Linked DNA regions of Homo sapiens: region 1 is linked to region 2. A link is an interaction called in ENCODE POLR2A ChIA-PET data of the cell type or tissue named here. Cell type or tissue: PC-9. All regions are shown on one strand.

Evidence for each region. ChIA-PET counts read pairs that join two places held together with the same protein. Peaks named below come from ENCODE experiments on the same cell type or tissue, not always from the same donor. Only the 100,000 strongest peaks of a DNase experiment are listed, where the experiment ranks them.
Region 1: POLR2A ChIA-PET joins it to region 2 with 5 read pairs; 1 of 35 experiments calls an interaction of 5 or more read pairs at or near these places.

What each region holds. Positions count from the first base shown.
Region 1 is chr17:4,312,786-4,317,785 of GRCh38, reverse strand. All of the region lies in intron 1 of UBE2G1 (ubiquitin conjugating enzyme E2 G1), which reads left to right. Among named protein-coding and RNA genes, the nearest start is that of ANKFY1, 51 kb to the right of the region's middle. RefSeq lists an enhancer at 1-596. In PC-9, no CTCF peak of the experiment used is centred here; no DNase peak of the experiment used is centred here; H3K27ac peaks cover 1,620 bases.
Region 2 is chr17:4,519,147-4,524,146 of GRCh38, reverse strand. The region is part of intron 2 of SPNS2 (SPNS lysolipid transporter 2, sphingosine-1-phosphate); the gene reads right to left. Among named protein-coding and RNA genes, the nearest start is that of SPNS2, 23 kb to the right of the region's middle. In PC-9, no CTCF peak of the experiment used is centred here; a DNase peak (open chromatin) is centred at 2,756; H3K27ac peaks cover 3,493 bases.

The DNA.
Region 1 (5,000 bases), 210 kb after region 2:
ACTTAATATTGAAGAACCCTGACGCCTGTGATTGAAGAAGCTGTGATAAGCAGGGTGAAATATTACAGGTAGCAGAATGTCAGTAAGTGTTATTTTAGGAATGTGGTCCAGAATTCTGCCAAGCAAATCCCTTTGGGAAGCATATTGACAAATTCTTTTTAAGGGATCATCTCTGATCTGTTTGGCTTGTCTGTTTCATTTTCCTTATGTTTTTGAAGCACAGTAAAATAAATTGGGTGGAATATTTTTTGTTTTGTTGTTTTTTGAGACAGGGTCTCACTCTGTATTTCCCAGGCTGGAGTGCATTGGTGTGGTTTTGGCTCACTGCACTTTCTACTTCCCAGGCTCAAGCAGTCCTCCCACCTCAGCCTTCCGAGTAACTGGGACTATATAGGCACATGCCACCATGTCCGGCTAATTTTTTTTTTTCTTTTTGAGACGAAGTCTCGCTCTTGTCGCCTAGGCTGTAGTGCAGTGACACGATCTCAGCTCATTGCAACCTCCTTCTCCCAGGTTCAAGCGATTCTCCTGCCTCAGCCTCCTGAATAGCTGGGATTAGAGGCACCCGCTACCACGCCTGGCTAATTTTTGTATTTTTAGTGGAGATGGGGTTTCACCATTCTGGCCAGGCTTGTCTTAAACTCCTGACCTCAGGTTATCTCCCTGCCTCAGCCTTCCAAAGTACTGGGATTACAGGCGTGAGCCACCACACCTGGACAGGGTATCACTATAGTGCCAAGCCTGGTCTCAAATTTCTAGGTTCAAGCGATCCTCCTGCCTCGGCCTCCCAAAGTGTTCGGATTAGAGGCCACCGAGCCTGGCCTTGATTTTTTTTTTTTTTTTTTTTATTCAAGAGACATGGTCTTGCTCCAAGCTGGAGTGCATTGGCACCTTCTTAGGTTACTGCAGCCTCAAACTTCCGGGCCCAAACAGTCCTCCTGACTCAGCGTCCCCAGTAGCTAGGACTGGGTCTCTCTATGTTGCTGTTGCCTAGGCTGGTCTTGAACTCCTGCCCTTAAGCGATCCTCCCACCTTGACCTCCCAAAGCACTGAGATTACAGGTATGAGCCACTGTGCCTGGCCAAAAATGTTTTTGATTAGGAAATCAGCTAGCCGGTAGCCCGTGTCGTGGTACAAATAAAAAATTCTAATTTTAAGCAAATTTTTAAAGTTTACCAGAAATTTGTAAAATTTATTAACTTGATGCATCTTGAAATCTAAAGAGGAAATACACCTTTGTGATTGCTATGCTTGACTTTTTTCAGTATTAATTAATGGAAGGTTGAAGGACGGGAACGTTTTTGCAGTTACTTTTGGTGACTTGGTTTGTGGCATTTTTATGTTTTAAGGTAACAGCAGTTTATTCCTCTGATAATAAGGTCAAAATTATTTTGACAAATTATCTCAATAGTTAGGAGTAATTATGTACTGTTTGGGTAAAGGGGTCTGTCTATCTATGATCTCAGAAGTTCAAAGTGAAGCTGCAGTAAAAATAGTTACTTTACAGACATATACCTTGCAGCCAACTGTGTTGTATAAATAAACTTGACAGGAACTCACATTCCCGGAGCAGGAGACCACAGTCACCCAGACACAAAGGAAAATCGTTACTAGGCTGTAAACCTCAGTTTGTATTTGGCTTTGTAGAAGTTAGACTTAGCCAACAATTGGTCTTGGCAAAGTACACTTAGGCGGTGGCTCACGCTTGTAATCCCAGCACTTTGAGAGGCCGAGGTGGGCGGATCACGAGATCAGGAGATCGAGACCACGGTGAAACCCCGTCTCTACTAAAAACATATATATATAAAAAATTAGCCGGGCGTGGTGGTGGGCGCCTGTAGTCCCAGCTACTCGGAGAGGCTGAGGCAGGAGAATGGCGTGAACCCAGGAGGTGGAGCTTGTAGTGAGCTGAGATCGCGCCACTGCACTCCAGCCTGGGCTACAGAGCGAGACTCCGTCTCAGGGAGGAAAAAAAAAAAAAAAAAGGAGCCTCTTTTCTTCTGTTTTTTTGTTTGTTTGTTTTTGTTTTTTGTTTTTTGTTTTTTTGAGATGGAGTCTCGCTCTTTCGCCCAGGCTGGAGTGCAGTGGCGCGATCTCGGCTCACTGCAAGCTCCGCCTCCCGGGTTCACGCCATTCTCCTGCCTCAGCCTCCCGAGTAGCTGGGACTACAGGCGCCCGCCACCACGCCCGGCTATTTTTTTGTATTTTTGGTAGAGACGGGGTTTCACGGTGTTAGCCAAGATGGTCTCCATCTCCTGACCTCATGATCCGCCCGTCTCAGCCTCCGAAAGTGCTGGGATTACAGGCGCGAGCCACAGCGCCCGGCCAAAAGTAGCTTATTTTCTTAGTAGTCAAGTACAAAATGACGTCTAGTTGGGTCTTGGAATGTTATTCTGAGAATTTGTATTTTGCTGAGGTGCAGTGAAGTTTTACTTTTACATAATGATCGACAATACTGAAAACATTATTTTAGGCTATATTAAACTTATTTTTAGATTAAAAAAATCTTTTGAGGAAAATTTTAAATGCCCAATAATACCAAAGTAGACAGATAGGTATAATGGGCCTCCATGTACTCCCCCAGCCCCTGAAGTGATTAGGTCATGGATCAGCCTCGTTTCACCTATCTTAGCCCTCTCCCTAATGACTGTGAAGTACATTCTAAACATGATCATTTGTCTGTAAATATTTCAGTATGTATCTCTAAAAATGGTAAGAAAACCCCCAGCACAACACCACTGCCAAACTCAAAAAGGAAACAACAATTTCTGGATATTGTCTAATGTCTCATTACTCTTCACATTTTCATTTGTGTCATAATCGTCATAAATTTAAAAAAAGTTTGAATTCATTTCTCTCTTTTGTGCTCCTTGCAGTATATTTGCTGAAGATTCTAGGTCTTGTTCTTTAGAATATCCTGCAGAGTAGATCTTGCTAATTGTGTCCCAGGGATGTCCTTGAACATGTTTCTCTGTTTCTGTTCTTTGTGAATTAGTTATTGTACTTAGGGGCTCAAACAGGTTAGGTTTGTGAGGTGAGATTACTTCATATGTGGTGGTTTGTTCATTTTTCAGGAGACTGTAATATCTGGTTGTCTTTTAAAATGCCTGGATTAAATGATAAAATGGCCAATGTTTCAGTTATTTTTCATTTTTTAGCTGGAGTATTTTTATAGAGAGAAACCTCATTTGATCAAATAGTAATTACTATTTTGATTACTTGGCAATATAATTTGTGTAATAAAAAAGGATCACACTAAATGTTGATTCTTTTGCTTTTTAAAATTGGTTTTCAGAATAACAAAATGGTTTCCCAGCATCCTGTAGTGGTGATAAATTTGTTTCTTGTTTTTGATTTCACAGTTATAAACTCATGGATTTAAACTTGCATATTTCAAGCATTCGTTGTTACTAACTTTATTGACACTCAAATTGTCCCATATTTGACCAGTGGAGGCCTCTTCAAGCTGGCTCTTGAGTCCTTTCCACAATACCATAGTATTACTCGATAGCTTCCTTTTTGTCTGCTATGTGTGAGATGAACCTAACATTTCTTGCTCTAGACCTGGAGTCAGCCATTTCTCTGAAGAGCCCTGGTCCGTTTTAGTGATAAATTCATATTTAGAAACCATATTCTGGGCACTACTGGGCTGTTCATTTTTTCTAGACCTTTTCAGTGGATAGATCTGAGAACTATATATTTGAAAGCAATGTCATTTTATATTCATCTAATTCCGATTCAGAAATGCAGCGTTTTTACTTTTCATATGCTCTTTCTGTTCTTTTTTAGTCTTATTCTTGGTAATGACTCTATCTTAGCAAGTCTGCTCATGCATTATTTTCCATGACTTAACACATAGAAGTCATTACTCTCAAGGACACTACCTTGTCCCTGGGTTTCCTTTTTATTCATGGCTTGTAGACCACTCTGGCCCACAGTGATTTCCAGATTCATAGCATGCAAGCATAACTCCCATTTAACAGTCACTGGATACTCCAGGATTTACTGAGTTTTAAAAATTGAAGTATAACATTGACAGGAAAGTACGCACATATTACGGACGGCATGCCTCTACCAGTACACCAGAAGTCCGTTCCATGCCTCTTCCCAGATACTACTCTCACTTCCTGCTCCAAAAGACAGAGAGAGAGAGAGAGAGAAATACTATCGTCCTGATTTGTAATACTGTTGGTTAGTTTTGCCTCCTTTAGAACTATAAACTTTTGTGTTTTAGCAGTCATGACTTTTGTGAGAAAGAGAGGTCTTTCTAGCCCTTTCCAACTCTTAATTTTATCTCTAGATAGCATTCAGAAAAGATGTTATCTTCATCTTTGGCATTCTCAAAACTCCTAATACCTTAGGAATATAAGTAGAAGGTCAAGCATGGTCACTTTTGGGTTTTAGTTTCCCTTTTGATTTACAGAAGCTCTGTTTGTATTAGGAATTTTAAACTTCTCCCTATTTTGCAAATATTCTTTCCCAGTCATTTGTATTTAGACTTTATTGCTGTACTAACCTTAAAGTATTTTGTGTAGCATTATTTGACTGTTGAGTTTTGTGTCCTGCATAGGAGGACCACCTCCACTCAAATTGATGTGAAAAAACACTATTCTATGTTTTCTTTTAGTTAGGTTTTATACCTCTTTGTTTATATCTGTAATCTGTCTGGATTTGGATGTAGTGTGAGGTATCCGTATCAACATTTAAACACAGATAGGATGTTTTAACATCTTTCAGCCTTTTCCATTAAAATAAAACTTGCTTGAATTTCATTTACCCGTGACTACTACACTTTTCCATCTACCGTCAAACTTTTAGAAAAAATTTCCACTTGGGTTTTTCCACTTCATCTTCTCTTTGTCCACTCAGCGTTGCCTGCATGGATTCCACCTTACCTTCACACTGACACTGCTTATGCCGAGGGCAACTGTGGCCTTTTTTTTTTAATTGAATCCAGTGGACTGAATATAGACCCCTTCTTCCCTGAGCTGTATGTGTTT
Region 2 (5,000 bases):
AAATCAGGCAGAACTGGGCCTGGAACTCCAGATTTCGCACCTGCTAGACCACACAGCTGCCCTCACTCCCAGCGCGCCGCAGGGCCTTTCCTAATGGCTGAAAACACTGTCATCCATCTGTCCATTCTACCGTCTTGTCATTCAACAACAACAATTTTTTTGTACCTACAATGCACCAGGAACCGTTTTAGGTGTTTGGGATATATCAATCAACAAAAGAGACAAAAACCCCTATCCTATGAAGCTTTCATTCGAATGAGGAGAAATAGACAATAAAGAAATAAACAAATCAATAACACAGCTTGTCAGATGGTGGCAAGTGCTACAGAGGGTGGGAGGGGCTGAAACAGGAGCTTGGAAGGGTGTGTGTGAGAGCAAGTGGATGCCACGATTTTATATTTTTTGAGACAACAGTCTCACTCTATCACCCATGCTAGAGTGCAATGGTGCAATCTCCGCTCACTGCAACCTCTGCCTCAGCCTCACGAGTAGCTGGCATTACAGGCACACACCATCACGCTCTGCTGATTTTTGTATTTTTAGTAGAGACGGGGTTTCACCGTGTTGGCTAGGCTGGTCTCCAACTCCTGACCTCAGGTGATCCACCTGCCTCGGCCTCCCAAAGTGCTGGGACTACAGGCGTGAGCCACCGTGCCTGGCTGAGAGAAATTTATTGATATAGTTAGCTGGTGTTTTATTTGTTTGTGAGACAGTGTCTTGCTCCGTTGCTCAGGCAGCTGGAGTGCAGTGGTGCGATTTCCGCTCACTGCAACCTCCGCCTCCCAGGTTCAAGCAATTCTCCTGCCTTAGCCTCTTGAGTAGCTGGGATTACAGGCGCCTGCCACCACGCCCAGCTAATTTTTGTATTGTTAGTAGAGACGGGGTTTCTCTATGTTGGCCAGCCTGGTCTCAAACTCCTGACCTCAAGTGATCTACCTGCCGCGGCCTCCCAAAGTGTGGGATTACAGGCGTGAGCCACTGCACCCGGCCACCACAATTTTAAATTGAGCGGTCAAAGTGGGTATTTCAGCCAGGACCTGGAGGAGGTAAGGAAACAAATCACGCAATTATTGGGGCAAGAACAGCAAGTGCCTAGGCCCTGGGGCAGGAGTTTACTTAGCATGTTGGAGGAGCAGGAAAGAGGCTGGGGTGGGGCCCCGGAGCCCACTGTGATGACTGTGACGTCCATGGGTGAGAAAGGAAAACATGAGGGGATGTCGAACAAAGGCCGTGACCTGGCTTTGTTCTTCCAGAACAAGAGGTTTAGAAGATTCCACAGGGAGGCCACTGCCAGTGATGGGAGGGGCCTTGGAGGTCCCAGGTGGGATGAAGAGGCCCAGAGCAAGGTAGGGTGGACCCTAGGTCACACAGCGAGGTGGCCCCCCATCCCTCCCCCTGGAAAGCAGTCCCACAGCTGATGGGCAGATGGCCAGACAAAGGCTGGGAGTGACAGACATGGCAGCCAGTTGGCCTCTGACCGCCAGGCTGAATGTGTGCGTGGTCCCGGCTGCTCCTCCGTGGGCCTGAGACCCTGGCGAGATGGGACCTGAGAGAAGAGAAAGAGGGAGGGAGGAAGGAGGAAAAGAGAGAGGTGAAAGAGAGGCGAGAGGGCCAGGCAGAGCTCCCCTGAACCTGGCTGGAGGAGTGACTGCCCCTCTTTTATGCCAGCAAGAACAGGCCAGTGAGTGCGCGTGGGTGGTGGGTGTACGAGCAGACCTGTTAATTCCAGAGGCCTTGGGGAGAATCAGCATGCGGGTGCACAAATCCGGGCATGAGGCACACTCCCTGGGCTCAAATTCACCTCCGCTCCTTCCCAGCCGGTGACCTCAGTCAGGCCACAGCCATTCTGTGTCTCACCTTCAGTGGTGTGCTGATATATGTTTAACTGGCTCTGATAAAGGGTGAGGGGAGCCCTGATGTGGCGTGTTTGCTCATTTCTTTTTTTTCTGAGATGGAGTTTCGCTCTGTCGCCCAGGCTGGAGTGCAGTGGCACCGTCTCAGCTCACTGCAATCTCTGCCTCCCGGGTTCAAGCGATTCTCTTGCCTCGGCCTCCCAAGTAGCTGGGATTATAGGCATCTGCCACCACGCCCGGCTAATTTTTGAATGTTTAGTAGAGACAAGGTTTTGCCATGTTGGCCAGGCTGGTCTCAAACACCTGATCTCAGGTGATCCTCCTGCCTCGGCCTCCCAAAGTGCTGGGATTACAGGGGTGAGCCACCGTGCCCGGCCGTGTTTGCCCATTTCTGTGGTGTAAACACTCCGCCCTGGCTGAGTTCAAGCTACCCACGTCGTGTCACTGATGGGCGTTGGAAAGGGATGTGCGGGGACACGCCATTGTCCAGTGTTTCTACCACACAAATAGAACAGACGCCACTCACCATAGGACCACAGATAACGCTGAAACACAGCAAAATAATTAGGAAGTGAGGACTTTTGAGTAGTTATTACCTTGTTTCTAATTATTTAATTGTAAGCCGATATCATTTAGTTTTTAACAATGGTTGTATTTTACGACTAGCTCACACACCATTCCTGAAATGTTAACAATTGACTCTCATGAGCTGGCCTGAGCCAGCGCCAACATGCCAGCATCCTCATCTGTAAAATGAAGATAAAAATAGCAGCTCTCCAGGGTGGGTCTGGGTGCTGGATAGCACGTGCAAGGTGCTTAATGCCACACCCTGCCCAGAGCAGGCCGGCCTTGGTCAACACTGGGCCCTTGTTTAAATTAGTCAAGGCAGAAATTATTTCCTCACATTTAGAAAAAGAATTTTTCCTGCTGGGCCTGCCTCCAAGGACCTGCCTGAGATCAGATCAGAATGTGGCAGGAGGGAGATTTCCAGTTGCATCAGGACTGACACATGTTGGGGGAGGAGGAGGAATTGTTCTCCCTGTGCCTGTCTGTGCTAGGTGGCAAGTGGACAGAAGGAATCAGAAGAGAAGTTTCCCCCTGTCTGGCCAGGGGCAGATCTTGTTCATAGGTTGCTCTGTTTAAAGGACAACCTATGTTGGGGAACCACCAAGGAGCTCCAGATCCTGCCAGGATAATGAAGAGAGGCTTCCCGGAGGCGGTGGTGACAAAGCTGGGCACTGAAGCATGCATAGGAGTTTACCGCTAAGATAATACTTAACATCAAGAATATACGCTGAAATATAAACTTCAGATCAGCAATATTGTATAATGGTTCACGAGGCATGATGCTTAGTGTTCATGATAACTGCAGTTATTATTTATGGATATATAGGCAAGGCCCAGCATGCAGCCTTGACATATGCACAGATGATCTCTTTTGATTCTGTTCTCTTCATTTTACAGAGGAGACAATGGAGGCCAAAAGAAGTGATGTCACACAGCGAGTGTGCGGCTGAGCCAGAATTTAAATCCCAGTTTGGCAGACTCCAGAGTCCTTGCTCTAAATCACTCCCCAGACTGCCATGCTGGGAAGGGGGAAGGTCCCAGCTGATGTTCCCAAGGTCAGGGAAAGTTCAGGGCCTGCTGAGGACAGCAAGGAGACAGGTCAGGCCATGGCCTGAGGATGCTCAAGAGGAAGCAGCGAGAGATGAGGCTGTGGAGGGAGGACTGGGCTAAAGACCAGGACAGGGTTTGGTGTTTAGAAGGCGGCAGAGAACCACAGCGCGCTCTCTCCACCCCGCCCCCCAACACCATGGTAGGATCCTTGAAAAAGCCCCCTCCCGGGGGGGTGACGAGGGACTGGAGGGACGTGACCCAGACCTTCGCCAGACCCCGGCCATCATGCTCCATTCTCTCCTCTTGCCCACAGTGGAGCAGGAAGCACGGGCCCTTCTTAGCTCTTTCAACCCCTCCCTGGTTTCTGGCTCCTCACTTAGATGGGCAGAAGTCCCCAGGACTGCAGGTGGACTCCTGGCAGAAGCTGGCACGCCCCGTCCCCACCCACCGGCCCCAGCCTGATGAACTTGCCCAAGCACCTACGTGCCCTTAGCTCACCTGATCCTCCCCACGTCCATCCCTATCTAACAGCTGAGGTCACTGAGGCCCCAAGAGGTGGAGGAAGTTGCCCGAGATGACAGACCAAATTAGGAAGGCACAGTCTGGACCAGCCTGCCCCTCAGTGTCTTCCCTTGGGACATGGCAGTCCAGGGTCAGGAGGGAGGTGGGATCCATCACTGCTGCCCTCTCTCTGCTCAGGACAGACAGGAGGGAGGACCCCGCCTGGCCCCCTGGAGGTCACAGGCCATGGAGGGGCCTGAACACAATCAGGGTAGGGACGGGGAGGGGGCTGAGAGAATGTTCCTGGCAGAAGGGACAGGATAGGCGAAGCCTTGCCCATGTGGACTGTGTCCGATGGGGACACAGAGGCCAGCAGGCAACTCTGCTGAGAATAAAGACCAGCCTGGGCTGGGCCTCCAAGCTAGAAGCTTCCCCTGCCCACCACCCCGCAATCCCGTGGTCTTTGTTTGTTTGAGGAGAGCTTTCTGGGCAGACTGGCAGCCCCACCCCTGGTTTTGGTAGGGGCGGCTTTCCCAGCAGTTCCCGCAGGGACATCCTGTGGAGGGTGTGCTGAGCCCACAGGTCTAGGACAATGGAGAGGCAGGGCAGGGAGCCAGGGCCGAGCGGGCAGGGCCGTGACAGCAGGGAGGGAGGGGTCAGACCAGCCCGCCTGCCTCGGGGTCTTGGGCCAGGGCCTCACTCCCTCCTCCTCGCCAGGCTGGCAGGAGGCCGTCAGAAAGCCAGTGCTGTCCACCTCTCACGGCAGCCCAGAGCTCAGAACCCCCACGGGCCCTCGGTGTCCTGGTGGGCAGCCCCAGGACCCCTGTCCATGGTGAGCGGAGCCATCCCCATGGCACACATGGCCTGTATGACCCCAGAAAGCAGTTTTGGAGCAGGAAAGGGCAAGTCTGAGCTTGAGGGAGCCCTGAGCCCCCGCCCTGTGGCCTTGGAGCCTGCATTCAGCCCTTGCTTCGGCCTGGGCTGAGCCACGGCTATTTTTACATGGCTGATCTGTTATTTGGAGAAGAC